Linked DNA regions of Mus musculus: region 2 is linked to region 1. The links are chromatin loops, found by intact Hi-C in ENCODE. Cell type or tissue: left cerebral cortex. All regions are shown on one strand. Each heading gives the region's core, and the rest is flanking DNA. Links, peaks and the distances in the headings are about the cores only.

Region 1 (8,117 bases), core at 1,870-4,369:
GACTCAAAACAAAATAAAGAGTGCAATGGGAAAGAATCTAAAAGGTTATCTGAACTCGACTTATCTCAACTTACACTGAGTTACCTCCTCAGCTAGAATCTCTTTATCTGCTGGGTCCTCTCAATTTCATGTAGAATGTTCAGTAGCGTAACAAGAAACATTCAAAATATGAGTAATACTCTGGATATTCAACTTAACTGGAAAAGGCTACAAGTTGCACAGACCATGACAGAGCAGAATCTAGTACACACTTTTCTATTAAAGAGCCTCTGTGTTCAAGTTACTGAGCTTGGTACTGTATGAGAAATATTAGAACAAAATTAAAGAAGGCTTTAAAACAGCCACCAACAATCTTCTCCTTCACAGGGGCTCTGGAAATGGTAGAAGTGTGATAGAAAATCCACAGCACTGCACAATTCAGATTTAAATTCAGTGTGCAGCTCTGCGTGAATGTGTCACTCTTTCTGAACTTCGATGGGGTCTTGAGGAGCCCATGTGAAAGCCTCTGGTTTAGCACAAAGGAGCTATTCATTACACTCTCTTCTGCTCTAAGGTCATAGGAACACTAGCCAAGTTCCACAGCTTTCAAACAACACGGCCAGGGTCTTCAAACTGGATCGTTTTTCATTAAAAAATAAAAATGAGATCCTCGGGGACTAAGGATCAGTTGGTAAGTTCTTGCCTAATAGATTCGAAGCCTTGGAGTCCATCTCCAGTACCAAATAAACTAGAGAAGCAGAGGCAGGAGGATCAGGAGCCTAAGGCTATTCTCAGATACCCAAGAAGTTAGAGGTGGTCAAGCAAGCCTTTAATCCCAACACTCTAGAGAGGCAGAGGCAGATGGACCTCTAGGAGTTTGAGGCCAACCTGGTCTACATAGTCCCAGCTCAGCCAGGGCTATAAAGAGAGACCTTGCCTTAATATTAAAATAAAATAAAATAAATAGCAGTCAGACAAGAAAATTACCTACTTAAGAGATTACCATTAACTACCAATTTTCTTCTGTGCATAAATACTATATAGATAATTTTTTCCACCTTCTCCCTTTGAATTTACAACGAAAGTCCCTCCTAAACACTTTAGGACATTAAGAACATTGCAGACTTTTATCACAGATCCTAACACTTCAGGCACTTGTTTTCAAGCAGTCCCCACTGTGAACTTAAGCTTGTAAAAAAGGAAAAGTCAACCCTGTCTCAAAAATCCCCTCCCCTGGGTACCTGGGTACCCACCTGCTGCTGGTATTCTCTTGTCTGGCAGGTGAAGAAGAGCCTTCCTGAACACACAACTCCTGAGGGAGGCAAGGTAGCAACCAGACAAGCCAGGTAACCAGGTCACCCATCCTGCATCAAAATAACTCAGCTCTGAGAGGCTACTTCTCTGTCCTCCTATGGAAACTCATCTTTTCATCAAGGGTTCAGAGTTGATGCCAGTTTGGTCTACAAAGTGAGTCTGGGACAGCCAGAGCTACCCAGAGGAACCCTGTCTCGAGAAACCAAAGATGATTGATAGATAGATATATAGATTATTCCTATTTATTATCTATCTGCTATTTATATTTAGCAGATATAAGAGCCCAAACATAAGAACTAACGACAGGCCGAGCATGTTGAACACCTATGTTTAATTTCAGGCCACCATTATTCCCTTCCCCATTAGCTCACAGGAATATCTCCACAGTACAGTCTCCATTAAGGGCTGCATTTGGAAGAATTTGTTTAGTCTGCCTTATTAAATAACCTTTCCTTAAATTGCTCTAAAAGAAACAGCAGGGTAAAGTCATCCAAAAGCCATTGAAAATCTTCAGCTTGAGAAGTAAATTTGGTTTGGCGCTTGTTAAATATTTACTTTTCTGAGGTAACCATTCACAAATGCAGCCCTTAATTTTTTTTTCTTTTTTTTGGAAGGTCTGTCAACATAAGCTTTGTTTTATGTAACCAATATTCTGGCTAAAATTCACCTCAAGTGCGTCACTGGCAAACAACTAAAGTAACACTACTGGGAAAGGATTGAACCAACTACACCGCACCCTCCACACACCTCCACATCACTACCCATTCATTACTATTTTTAAAAGTATACAGTTTGGGGGCTGGGGAGAAGGCTCGGTGGTTAAGAGCACCGACTGCTCTTCTGAAGGTCCTGAGTTCAAATCCCAGCAACCACATGGGGGCTCACAACCATCCATAATGAAATCTGATGCCCTCTTCTGGAGTGTCTGAAGACAGCTACAGTGTACTTACGTATAATAAATAAATAAATCTAAAAAAAAAAAAAAGTATACAGGTATACAGTTTGGCTCATCCTCAAGAACTCTGCAAAGAGCATAAAATACATATCCATATAACCATAGTAAAAGTAGACCGGAAGGTAAATAGATGAGACAGGAAAAAATACCTTTTAAAATATGTACTAATTAAAGTTTTAGGGGCTGGAAAGATGGCTCAGCAGTTAAGATCACCTACTATGCTTGCAGAAGACCAGAGTTTGGTTCCTAACACCCACATTACATGGCACAACTATCAAGAACTGCTCCAGGGGTATCGAATCCCTCTGGCCTCGGATGGCGCATTCATTCCTGATCACACACATACAATTTAAAGTACAGTTACAAGTTACATAAAATTAATTTACCTACAGACACTAACAAGTTTGATCAAGAAAATTTAGGGTGGAGAAATCAGAGGTTATTCAAGTAGCAAAGCCACTTCATTCCAAAACCACTCCTCCCTTAATATATCTTGACACATCTACAAGGTAAATGTACTCCCGGGCATTGCTGTAGGCCTGAGGCAAGATTTGCTGGCAGCAAGAGCTCCCCACAATTAGACTGGAATTTACTGAGGTTCAACATAGCTTGTCAAAGGCCTAAGGAGGGGGCTCTTCGTGCAGAGAGCCCTGTGGGCCAATCCTTAGCCACCATCTCATCACAGAGTGCACGTCACTTCCTCAATCCTCTTATTTGGTTTAGGACTGAAGAGAAGTGGGGATTGGGGAGGGATGGGTATGATCTGCCACGAGACGTAAAAGCTGCCCAAGGAGCTCGGACTTGGTCCGCATCAGCGCCCCCTCCCGGTGACGCGACCACAAGTTCGCAGTTCTGTCCCCAGGGATCGGGTCCTTCCCTCCTCTTCCCACCCCCACCCCCCACCCACCCCCCGCCAAGCTGCTCGTGGTGCCCCGCGCCCTCAACGCCGCCTTTTCAAAGTCGAGACCTCCAAGGCCCCAGTCCCCTTAGCCGAGTCCCCCGGGGACAGTGAGCCCAAGCCGTGCCCCGCCCGTCCTCACGCCGAGCCCGCCCCACCCCGGGCCTGCGTGGCGCCCTAGACCCGGAGATTCCAGTGTTGCCCCGGCGGAGACTCCAGAACACCGAGTGGGCCCTAGTCGCTCTGGCCCAGCCCCGGCGCGTACGTCGTACCTGACAGCGTCCGCTAAGCGACACTGACTGTACTTCAGCCACGAAGCGCGATGTGGCTGCCCGGCGCGTCAGGTCGTTTAAGACGACGTGTCTGTCCCGCCCCCGCCCGTTCTCTCAGTTCATTGGTTAAGGCGGAGGGCCGCACACCAATCACAAGAGGCTCACTCTCGCCCCACCCACCCGGCCTTGAGCCTCCGGGCGCCAAGTTCTGCTGCCTTCCCCAAGTGCGCAGTCTGCTTTTGTGCCTGTGGCGCTTGAGCTCTGCACTGAACTTGGAGCAGTTCGCTTTCTTTTACCCGAAGGGGAACGGAGGCCCGAAGGAATGGTGGCCTCTCACTGCGTTTCTCTAGCCCAGGGACCTTCCAAAACCTTTCCTGAAAGAGCCTGTTGGGAGCAACATCATATCTTAAATGCTGAAACCACATGACCTTGAACCCTCACGTACCAAAATGACAAAACAGATTACTGATGCTTCTAGTATCATCTCTGCAGCTGTAAAACGCCGCCCGGATGTTATTAACTGTTGTTATAAGTGGTTGGAAATGACAGCTACGCAGTATAGACTTGCCTGCACTCCCTCCACTACCATGGTTAAAACTCAAACCGGAAAAGGATATTGCAGGATAAACACAATCAGAAGGTGCTTAGGTATCATTTTTGTCTATAACGCTCGTTATAAATCAGAAAATATGAAGAGAATAGAAGAGTTATCCAATCCTGTACCAAAAGCTGTAGACCACAGAGGGCCAGTGATTCACTACCTTACACTTCAGGGTCAGGCAGAAAGATTTCACACTCCAGTTTGGAAAGAATGTGTGTGAATAAGAAAGCACAAGGATGGAGGGACTGGCACACCAGGGAGAGCCACTGTCAGTCCACGTATCCAGGGCTAGATGTGGGGTTTCTAGAACCCCAAAGAGAGAGGAGTTTGAGGAAAGACTACTTGGAGGGAGCCAGGAGCCTAAGGAGTCTGTTAAGACTGGTGGTAGTAGTGGTGGTGGTGCACACCTTTAATCCCAGGACTCAGGAGGCAGAGGCAGGTGGATCTCTATGAGTTCTAGGCCAGCCTGGTCTACAGAGAGAGTTCCAGGGCAGCCAGAGGTACAGAGAGAAACCCTGACTTGAGAAAACAAGAGAAAAGACAATCCCCACAAACTAGCCTCCCTAGACACAGAGCAAGATCAGAAAGAGGAGGAAAAGAAAGTGGGATGGGAAAGAGCAGAGGAAATGGTTCAGTAGGTAAAGTGATTGTTGGGCAAGCATAAAGAGACCAGAGTTCAGGTCCCCAGAGCCTACATAAACGCTGAGTGGGCATCGAGACCCATCTGAAATCCCAGCGTTCAGGGAGGTAGAGACAGGACAATTCCTAGAGCTCTGGGTTCAAGTGAGAAACCCAGGCTCAATTAAATATATTTAAATACGTAGGAATCAATCATGGAAGACACCAGACCTTGTGTACCCACACTCATGCAAACACTGGTACACAAACACACCAGACACATGTAAAGACAAACAAAAGAAGACCCAGGTAGAGAGACAAATAGAAGACATTCAACAGCCATAGCAGGGAATGTCTTAGTTGACCTGGTCAGTAGGGGCAAGAAAGTAGTGTGGGCTCAGAGATAGAGCAGTGAATCCAATATCCTCAGGAGCACTGAGCAAGCCTACTGGGCTCATCCTATCCTTGGCTAAGGTCATTTGCCCAGATCATTACTTCATTACTATAATGACCATTAATTACCCTCTAAGGCTCATTATTATGAGTGGATAACTTTATCTTTTTCATTTTTATTCCTTTCATACCACCTACTTCAGTATGATCAACCTCTTGGGGGTTTGACCCTTCCTCCCCTGGGGTCAGAAAGGAACTGCTTCTTTGTGATTCTGCTCTGTAAGCCAGGACAAATGGGTAAAGCCAGGGCCATCTTGTTATGCCTTGGCAAGCAGGAGCAGCTGAGCTCATCAGGAGAACTAAGGGTAACATCAAAACATGTGGCAATCCTTTTGAACTCGCAGGTAGGGTGCTCTTTGATGAAAAGGATTTCATAAGCAAGAAACCTCTGGGAATGTCTGAGTTTTATCACTTCTCACTTATCAGAGAATGGCACTGGGTACAAAGAGCATGATAAAAATTTATGGTTTCCCTCCTACTTGGTTGCTTTTTTTTTTTCCCATCACTAATTGTAGCCAAGAAAGAACAACCTGCACCTTGGAGTAGCCTTTTCCCTCCGAGAAACAGAGCTGCTCTGATTGCATTTGCACAATCTAAAAACTCAACATGAAGAAGAGTCAGAGCCCACATGGCAGGGATTGTTGAGTCTAACGCCACCAACAGATTCAAGCAAATACTTCTGCAGGAACCGTAGAGCCTAGCGATAAAGCTCCTGCAGTGCTCCCAGAGACTGAAGCGGCAATCACAGAGCCTGCATTGGTCTGCATTAACCCTCCGCCACATATGTTCTTATTGTTAGCTTGGTGTTCTTGTGGGACTCCTAACAGTGGGACTAACAGCTGTCTCTGACTCTTCTGTCTGCTCTTGGGACCCTTTTCCTCCTACTGGGTGGTCTCACCCAAACTTGATATGAAGGTTTGTGCCTAGTCTTATGGTATCTTCTTAGCTGTGTTCTGTGGCTATTCCTGGGAGATCTGCTCTTTTCTAAGGGGAAATAGAAAAGGGGTGGGTGGGGAGAGGGGACTGGGGTGGGGTGGAGTGGGGTGGGGAATGGGAGAAAAAGAGGAGGTGGGGTAAACTGGTCAGGATGTATTGAAAACCAAACCAACCAAATAAATAGAAACAATCCTATGAGCAGATAACCAAGTTAAATCCACAAGTTAGTTTGACAAATGTCCCTTGAGTGCCATTAATGTTTGACTCTGTGTGGAGTTTCATAACAGGTGAACCCATGTGAAAAGGAAGGGAAAGAGACAATCGGGAAACGCTCCTTCAGTGATTACGAACAGAAACCTTGCGATTTTGAGTTCCTCTCACCTGGAAAGGGAATGAACACTTTGGTTTCTGAAGTCGACAATTCTCAATATTTATTGACTAAAAACCTGTGTGTTGCCAGGCCTGGTGGCACATTCCTGCAATCCCAGCACTGGGGAAGCAGAGGCCGAAGGATCAGTGCAAGTGTGAGACCAGCCCGGGCTACACAGAAAGATTCTGTTTCAAAAAGACAAAGTTGAGACGCAGCCCAGTGATTAAGAGCATGTACTGGTTCAGTTCCCAGCACCCTCTTCAGATAGCTCACAACTGCCTGTAACTCCAACTCCAGGGGATCTGATGCCTCTGGCCCTCATGGGCACCTACCCACATACATGTGCACATAATTAAAAAAATAAATGGTTTTTGAAAAACAAACAAAAAAGAAACAGTGAGAGAATATGGGTTAAGAAGGCTTTTTCCCCCAGCACTCCACTGTCCAGCTTGTTATTAGTCTAGACTACATACATAGATTTGGGCTTCAAACTTTTAAGCATTTGAAAAATCCACACTAGTTCCAAGAAGAAAGTCTGAGAAGAAACCTCAGGAAATATTAATGACCCCCCCCCCCCAAAAAAAAAAAGTAAGAGAAAAAAAGCTGTGGCAAATTATATTTGTGTTAAAAAGATGTCTTCCCAGGGCTGGAGAGACGGCTCAGCAGTTAGAGAGCACCGGCTGTAGGACCTGACCAGTCCTCAGCACCCATATCAGGCTGCTCCCAAATATTTGTAACTCCAGCTCCAGGAGATCCAGGACCTTCCTCTGGCCTGGTGCACATATATATGTGCAAGCAAACACTCGCTGAGTTGGGGAAGGTGTTTATGTCTATAGGGGAATGAACTCCTCAGATCCACTACACCAGAGACCCAGCAGGAGCAGGGGGAGCCCGAAAGGGGCAGCTGGAGAAAGATATCTTTAACCTAAATCTGAACTAGGAGCTACCATACCTGCAGACTGAGAAGGTTTGCAATTCAAATGTGCGGATGTGCCTGTCTGAGGTATCTCTAGACCCCATAGCTAGAAGTCTACCTACAATGCTCATCCTCCCCTTGCAGACCCCTCCCACTCCCCAGCCTGCGGGGGAGCGGGGGGGGGGGGTGTCTCCTCCTCCTCTTCCTTTACCTTCCTGTTTCCTGTCTGCTCTTGTCCTGCCATTATGCTCCTATTTCGTCTCCTGTCTAGGTCTTATCTTCGGAGTTAGATTACTTTGTAGGGGTTTGTTGGTTTGTTTGGTTTGTTTGGAGACACGGGATCCCACTTCATAGCCGGAGCCCGAACCAGCTTTGAATTCTTCCCTCTGCCTCCCAAATGCGGAGATCTCAGGTACACACCACCACACACAGCTCCGTGCTGTTTCTCATAAGAACAGTCCTTTCATATCTATCACTGCTCATCTTTATGGCTCTGGGCAGCAACTAGGGGCAGAGCAGGTGGCATTTATAAAGGGGTGGGTCCTGGGGCCCAGAGATCTCCCCAGTGTAGAAGAGTAACAGCCACTCAGACCAAAGTCCTTGAAACCTGGACTGAAGAAAAAGAGCATCAAGAGTTTTTTACCCACATCCCAGTGCTGGCCTTGCTAAAGCACAGTTATGTGCTGAAGAAATGTCACGGGAGCCTAATAAAAAAACATTTGAGCCGGGTCTCATGTATGCCAGGGTGGCATCTAACTCTGCAGCTAGGAATGTACCTGGAATCTCATCCTCCTGCCTTTCCCTC
Region 2 (8,117 bases), core at 5,618-8,117, 280 kb after region 1:
AGTGAGTTCCAGGACAGCCCAGGCTATCAGAAAAACCTTGTCTCAAAAAAAAAAAAAATAAAAAATAAAAAATGAGAACAAGGAGAGAGAGAGAGAGAAATTGATTTTAAAGCTGTCACAGAAGCCAGATTCAGCCCCGAGCTTCTGAAGAGCTCAAGGCTGCTTTGTTGTTTTAAGTCCACATGTTCATGCTCTCACACCCACACAAACAATTCCTCAGCTTAACTTACCAGATTTCTCCTGTATCCCCATATTCTTGGAATGTTCTCAGTTCTCTCTCATAAACAGCATCCCAACTATATAAACAATGAAATGTGAAGCAAGAATCTCAAATTAAACTGTCTTTTGTGAATTAAACAAATATTTCCATTGAAGTTCATGGCTCCTTACAACAGCCTTAAACATTATTAGTGTTATCAATAAATGCATATAGTGCATTTAAAAAAATTCCTTGGGTTAAAAGAATAAAAATTATGGATAAGCAGGATGAATCGTACAAGTACTTATACCCATCGGATGAACACTCCTATACACATTTTATCTTAAATAAAAAGGGGCAATTGTCCAAGGATCTCTAAGTCTCAGTCGCAAGTCCAAAAGTGAACTGCACAAACTGAGTTTGTTACTCCAAAGTTGGTCTTCTATATGCAGATCCAGGATTTTCTAATCAGTAGGTCAACTGTTTGCTCACAGTGAACGCAGCCAAGATAAAATGAACTTAAAATTAAGTGCTACAACAGTCTCTGCCTCTCCCTGTATTCTAGTTCGCCCATTAAATCTTTTCTTAATCCTCAAAACTGCAACCCTTCCCATTATCATCCGCTTTCTCTTCCTATTTCATCTCTAAAATCCCTGCTCCCTCCTCTAAAATTCCCTCTCATCTTAATGCCTAAACCCCCTCCCCGCACTCCTCTATATGCTTATCCATTAATTTCTGAGATTCATCTTTCTTTCCCCAGAACCCCTACCATCTATCTCCCTAGCTCCCAGTTTAGAGCATCTTCCATTTCGACTACCTCCTGCTCCGGGATCTCACAGCTCTGTGGGGACCTCTCTCGGGCCTTTGTATAATGTTGCCCAACTCTCTCCCCCCTTTCCCTCAGCCAGATTCCAGACCCCTACACGGACTCCCCAAGGGCCTCGGGTGGGCTTGCATCCCTTGAAGTGCTTGGGGAGTGCTTGCGATCTCGCCCCTTAAGCCACCACAGGTCGCCTCCGCCCTCCTCCCTCAGGCCCCATTCAGGAGAGGGCGCCATCTCCTTCCGGGCCTCAGACGCCCGCTCACCCTCCCCGCCACACTCACTGCTCTCGTGTCCCCAGCGCGGACGGGACGAAGTCATCCGCCGCGGAACTGCCCTCTGGAGATTGCGCGGGGACCACAGCACCGCTGTGGCCCTCAGCATCCGCGTTCATGTCGCTCTGCGCTCGAAGCCGCCATAGAGACGCGATTTGGGCAGAGGGGAGGCGCGGACCTGGCCTCTCTAGGCAATAGGAGGCTGTCTCTCTAATGCTCCAGACCAGACCTTGGGAGGCCAAGCACAGCAAAGAACCGAGGCTGCTTAGAGGCCGCTAAGTGTGCAATGCTGGCTAGAGAAGCCAAGATAGCCTTCCAGCCAACATTACATTTACCCCTTACTCTCTAGCTCTCAAAGTGACCAAATCTGGGGACTGCTGTCTGTAAGTCATCGTTCAAAATACTGCACTTTGGAAAACAAGCTGCCGGAAACCACAAAAACCGTCTGAAACGCACAGCCTTCAGCCCAAATGCTTGTCATCTCACTCTTTCAAGACCTATCTGGAAAGTGGATAGGGCGGCCGGCCTCATTGCATTGCTGCCTTCCCGACCAAAAGACTAATTTCATTTGTGGCTAGAATTATGAAAAATGAACTGATAAAACCGGCTGACCTTTTAAGAGCTAATGGCCAAGGAATTGAATGCCTTTGGGCCACCCAGGGTACCACCACCAGCCATGGAATTATGATAAAATGAGTACAAATACTAGGGGGCCTCAGAGGTTCTTGCTCTGTCCCCAGCTAGTCATCTGAGCCTGTCCAAATCTCAACCTCTACATGCTTTAGTTTGTTCACTCTAGTTTGCTCAAAATAAAAAGATACTTGTTCTTCAAGTCTGATTGAACCTGAGATATCTTATGCCTAATGGTCTGACTACAGCCAGTAGTTCTGCAATACAATGCAAAAGATCTTAGGTGTCAGATCTTGTCTGTACTAGCCATGAAATACTCAGATAAACATGGTTCAATGTCTAAGGCAAGGATCTCAGAGGCCCCTAGCAAGCTGCCTTCCAACAAGAACTTGTTTCCAGGACTACGTTTCTGTTGACTTCGAAGACAGAAGCCCAGTAACAAGTCCCTTGAGGCAAACGGCAACACATGTTGCCCTCCCAGTTTGAGCAGTTCGTCTGCTCCTATACATGGTGTTCCAAGATCTTCTGGCAGTAAAGAATAAAGTAAAGGGCAGATGGAAATCCATGTACATAGTGATTAAAGAACTCAAGAAAGAGCGTAAGTAACCTTATTACAGAGCACTAAAACCACCGGATACCACAGCCAATTAGTGCTGCCCTGGGCAAGTAGCTGTTTTGATCTTTTCTAGACTCTAGATGCTACAGAAAGAAAGCCTGAGTGTGACAGACTGGGTCTTTAAAAGTTTTAGGTTTTAATTAAGAAGCATCCATGAAAGATAAGCCCATCTTCAGCCTCATGTCTTGCCAACAGTTAAGATGTTTTTGCTGTGTGTGATGAAAGCTATAAACAGTTGTCGGTATGGAGCCCTGGGGGAGGTGGGGGGACCCAACATGGTTTATACCAAGTTTCTTCTCTGGCTCCAGGAAGGATTATTCTGGCTGCTTAGTGCTGAGGACTGTGGGGCACCACCTCTGATCACCCAGGGAAACGGGATTCTTGGCTGGGAGAGAGGTTCCACTGGGTAAGCTGCCTAGCACCAGAGAGAAGCAGAACTATAGGAGGGACACAGCCCCTCCCACTGAGCACCACTTGTGTGAGGCCACAGGCAGACTTGTAGAACTTGAGGTTGCCAGCGTCGGTTCTGTTTTGATTTGTTTTGTTGTTTTCTCTGTGCACAGTGCCCACTGGTAGCTCCTCTGGAACCATGCTTCCCAGAATCCTTAAGCACTTCCCATTTGACATTCCGTGGTCATAGGGCAGAGCTTTCCCTTTTCTGACCATGCAACACTCAGGACCAGAGAACACACTTCTAGAACAAGCTCCCTTCTCTGCCCCCATCTCTTCCTTTTGCTTTGATGTGAGCTTTTGAAAGGGGACACTGGGCAGTTGTTTCTTGAGTTAGAACACCCCCCCCCCCCGCCCCGCACGCCATGTTTTAAAGCATCACTGTGGGCAAGTTCTTGAATTTCCCCAGGTCAGTTTGTGAAGCCTCTATTATAACAAGCATAATAGTGGCACCTGTCACACAAGACACTCTGAGAATACATATGAGATTAGTCCAGCCAAATACAACCTGTCTGACACATGAGAAATAGTCAGTAAATCTAAGTTCTGGTTCTGCAACTATAAAATGGGGCTTAAAAAGATGCCGCTTCAAAGAGATGTCAGGAACTGCAAGTGAGCATACTGTATGTTTAGAGAGCTTAGAAAGGGCATGGCATATAGTCAGGGTTCAGAAAATGTCAGCTCTTATCTTTACTACAGGTTGGGCATCTTTGCTTTAGTTGGCTTTCCTTGTGCTGTGATAAAATACTGACCAAAAGCATCTCATCGAGAATAGGGTCTATTTGGCATACAGATTGTACAGCTCATCACTGAGGAAAAACAAGGCAGGAACTCAAGCAGAGTCCACAGAGGAACACTCACTGCATTGCTCCCCACGCCTTGCTCCTATAGTAGCAGCAGCAGCAGCAGCAGCAGTAGTAGTTACAATACACAATAAGCATATAATAAAATTTTTAAAGAAAGAGTCTGTCTAGATGGTGGTAGCCCATGCCTTTAATCCTAGCTCTACAGAGTGAGTTTCAGGGCAGCCAGGACTACACAGAGAAACTTTGTCTCAAAAAAATGAGACACACACACACACACACACACACAGACACACAGATACACACACACACACACACAGAGAGAGAGAGAGAGAGAGAGAGAGAGAGAGAGAGAAGGATGGGTGTCTGGAGGCATGGGGAGGGGGCTGAGTTTTGTTTCATTGAATTTAAGGTATAAAGGGAAATTCAGGCAGCTAGAAGCAAAAATTGGAGTTGGGGCTAGAGGTTAAATAGCCCCAACCCACGTGCCCAAGGATGGCACTGCCCAGAGTGAGTTGAACCCTCACACTTCAGCTAGAAATCAAGAAAATGTCCCACAATCATATTCAGAGGCCAATCTGGTGAAGGCAGTTTCTCAGTTGTGATTCCTTTTCCCCAGCTAAGTCCAGGTTTGTGTTGAGTTGACAAAAAAACAACTGGCCAAATCAGCAACCCAAAAATTTAAACTCCAAATCACTCCAAACTCTGAAGTATTTCAGGTTTTAAGTATACCAGGTAAAGGCCCCCTAGCACAACTGTTCTTAGCCTTCCTATTGCTGCAACCCTGTAGTACAATTCCCCGGGTTGTGGTGACCTCAAACACAAAACTCTTTCCTTAGCACTTCATAACTATAATTTTGCTACTGTTATGCTCGCCCCCATGCCTTTGGGCCCTTTTGTTTTGTTTTGTTTTGTTTTTCTTTTGGTTTCAAGACAGGGTTTCTCTGTGTAGCACTGGCTGCCCTGGAACTCACTCTGTAGACCAGGCTGGCCTCAAAATGAGTGATCTGTTTGCCTCTGCTTCCCGAGTGCTGGGATTAAAGGCATGGGCCACCATTGCCTGGTAAGACCCTCTCTTTTAAAGATATGATTACATGCTTGTTGTGTATGGAAGCATCACACACATACACACACACACACACACACACACACACACACACACACACATACACACACACCTTCATTGTGAGTATAGAGATCAGAGGACAACCCTCAAGAGTTAGTTCCTTTCTTTCACCATGCGGGGTCCAGGGAACAAACTTTGTACTAGGCTAGTGGTGCCTGCCTCTGCCTCTCAAATACTAAGATTAAAGGCACACACCACCAACCCAGCATATCTTCATATCTCTATAGCAACCTGCTGATAGAATAAAACCATCTTCCTTTGAACTCTACATTTTCCCACACAACATTTACTCAACAGTTACAAAATAGGCAGTATCTCCATGCCTGGCATTAATTCCATAGGACAAAAAAAAAATTGCAACTGCAAGCAACTAAAACATGAATCCTTCATGAATTTTAGAATAGGCTAGCAGAGAAAAAATAATAAACAGGGAAATAGAATTAAAAGTACAGACAATGCTAGATGGTGGTAAGAGTTTGTCTTGGTGAGCTTTGTCAACTTGACACATCCTACAATTATCTGGGAAGAGACCCCCAGTTGAGAAACTGTCTATATCAGATTGGCTTGGTGGGCTGTAATTTTCTTACTGTTATCTGACATGCACAATATTTGACATTTGGGGTCACAACCCATATGGTGAAAACCTATGGGCACAATTGTGGGAGACCCTCTTGATTGTGTCAGAAACAATGATTCTCACTTCATAATAAGAGTACTGAGCCGGGAGTGGTGGCGCCCACCTTTAATCCCAGCACTTGGGAGGCAGAGGCAGGCGGATTTCTGAGTTCGAGGCCAGCCTGGTCTACAAAGTGAGTTCCAGGACAGCCAAGGCTACACAGAGAAATCCTGTCTCGGGGGAAAAAAAAAAAAAGAGTACTGGTAACTCAGAGTAGAGAAAATGAAGCAGTTTATTTTGCAACCTGGAAAATTTCTGTGTCAGCCTATGATAGCAAGCCTACTGAATGCAGAACACTGTCTACAAACCCTAAGGAATGACCCTTTCTTATTTTTTTTAATAATTAAAAGGATATAGTCCTAACAACCAAAACCATGTCTGGATCTATCTCCATGTTTCACATCTTGCATATTTTAAAGCATATCAAACCAATGAATGATCTTGTAGAAAAGTTTGGATGTTTGAGATTTTTTTATACTCTAAACTTTCAGTTTGGGGGGAGTAGCTTATTAACATTTGGGGGAGGGGTACTTAGCTAGACTATCAAGCATTAGCAAGGGCCTTCTGTTTTCTGTTCACTGTTAGCTGGACCTAAGCTGGCTAGAGACACCTTTGAAAAGTGAGCCATCGGATTTTATTTCCAGCAATTGCTAATTGATGTAGGAAGGCCCAGCTCTTTGTGGGTGGCACTTAGGCAGGTGGTCTTAAACTGGATAAGAAAACTAACTGAGCTGGAAAATTAGGTTCTCTCTCACAGGGAATAGTTCCAGGAGATGTGAACTGGGAGCTGTCAATGGAAAACTTCCCCAGCAGCCAGGCTAAATCAATCAGTCCTGCAAGAAGAGGTCTGGGTGGCCTTTCAAAGCACCCAGGGCAGGCATAAAACAGTGAGCTATATAGTTGTCCAAGAGACCAGCATCTCAGGCAGAGGAAAGGGACATATGTAAAGGCACTATGACCTGATGAACTTTCAGTGCTTCCAGAAAGCAAAAAGGCTACTGTTGTAGCTGTAGCCAAGTCTATCAGGGTAGCAGAAGCAGGAATGCAGGGGGAGGGCATGTCGGCGTAGGATTTGGAGGCTGGCCAGGTATAATTGACACCTTATATCTAAACATTACCATGATCATTTCACTGACTGTGTTGAGGATATATTTGCAGGTCAACAGCCTCACTTCATTACCTCGACATTTTGGACTGGTTAATTCTGTTATGAGGCCTTTCCTGAGTTTACCTCCTTCCCCTGGGGTTGGCATTGGAAAATATCTCCTAGCAATGTCAAGCATCCCTTAAGGGCAAAATTGCCACCAACTGGGACTCTGAGAAGTTGTCATAACCAGGAGAGAGAAAATGGTGTTTTGGGTCAGGGTGGCAGATGTGCTGGTAGTGAATCGTAGGACTCAGTATTTTTTTGAAGATCGTTTTAGCTGATCTGATGTAGGGAACAAGAGAAAAGAAGTTGTTAAGGCTAGCTGCAAAGGTTTTTTTTTTTTTTTTAAGATTTATTTATTTATTATATGCAAGTACACTGTAGCTGTCTTCAGACACTCCAGAAGAGGGCGCTAGGTCTCGTTATGGATGGTTGTGAGCCACCATGTGGTTTCGGGGATTTGAACTCAGGACCTTCAGAAGAGCAGTCAGTGCTCTTAACCTCTGAGCCATCTCTCCAGCCCCAGCTGCAAAGGTTTTGATTTGAGTAATTGTCATAAACAGTTTTATTTGCTGAACTTGGAAAAGAAGTGAGAAGTAGCTCTGTAGGGAAATCAGGAGCCCAGCTAGGAATACTGAAGTCTTAGCAAGCTGCAGAAGAAATAGTTCCCTTTTTTTTTTTCTTTCTAAATTTGATAGTTTATTCATTGCTACTTATTTGTTTTTGTCTTCTATGATTTTTGTCAAACTTGAAGGTTTTTGTTTTTGTTGTTTGTTGAAACAAGTCTATGTAGCATTCATTGGCTGGCCTCCGACATGCAACCCTTCTGCCCTTACACGACTTATATTTGAATTGTTTTTGAGTCCAGAATCCAATCGTTTTACCAGCTCCACTACTTCTGACCATAATTCCCCTGTCACTGCACCAGGTGGGGATTATTGTAAATCTCCTTCCCTTCCATTTCTCCTACGCATTAGTCTCAACCAGGCAGGCAAAGTGGTCTGTTCAAGTTGAAATTACATCATGCTGTTCCCAAGTCAAATCTCAACCTGTTCAATTGCTGGAATCATCTCCGGCCTTCCATCCTTCAACTTCATTTGCAGAAGGGACAAACTGGATTATAACAAGGCTGTACAGACAGGCCGGTGTCTGAGGAACACACAAAACTGAAGGTGCTGGTTCTCTTTGATCTGGAATCCTTTACTTCCCTGTCCTAGCTTCGAGTAGCTTGGAGGACTTCATTTCCCAGGATGCTCAGCGGCGGGGCGTCCGGAAGGCTGTGCACCCTCCGCGGGGCATGATGGGGGAGGTGGAGATTTCCATCATGGCGGCTTCCATTTCGGGCTACACCTTCAGCGCTGTGTGTTTCCACAGC

What was found. Hi-C counts contacts between places; a loop is a spot of excess contacts. Peaks named below come from ENCODE experiments on the same cell type or tissue, not always from the same donor. Only the 100,000 strongest peaks of a DNase experiment are listed, where the experiment ranks them.
Region 2: a loop joins it to region 1, with 2.4 times the contacts of the local background. A loop is called at or near these places in 1 of 42 quality-filtered maps.

What each region holds. Positions count from the first base shown.
Region 1 is chr7:132,572,877-132,580,993 of GRCm38, forward strand. Oat (ornithine aminotransferase) reads right to left here and starts at 3,522. Exons shown (of 10, transcript NM_016978.2): 1 at 3,419-3,522. In left cerebral cortex, for the core only: CTCF peaks have their summits at 2,181 (motif pointing left), 3,059 (motif pointing left) and 3,264; DNase peaks (open chromatin) are centred at 2,994 and 3,544; H3K4me3 peaks cover 1,613 bases; H3K27ac peaks cover 1,444 bases.
Region 2 is chr7:132,851,196-132,859,312 of GRCm38, forward strand. It overlaps Abraxas2 (BRISC complex subunit), which reads left to right and starts at 8,030. Exons shown (of 9, transcript NM_198017.3): 1 at 8,030-8,117. The coding sequence starts at 8,040. Eef1akmt2 (EEF1A lysine methyltransferase 2) reads right to left here and starts at 1,452. Exons shown (of 6, transcript NM_028095.1): 1 at 1,304-1,452; 2 at 231-296. The coding sequence starts at 1,413. In left cerebral cortex, for the core only: a CTCF peak has its summit at 7,165 (motif pointing right); DNase peaks (open chromatin) are centred at 7,250 and 8,024; H3K4me3 peaks cover 439 bases; H3K27ac peaks cover 653 bases.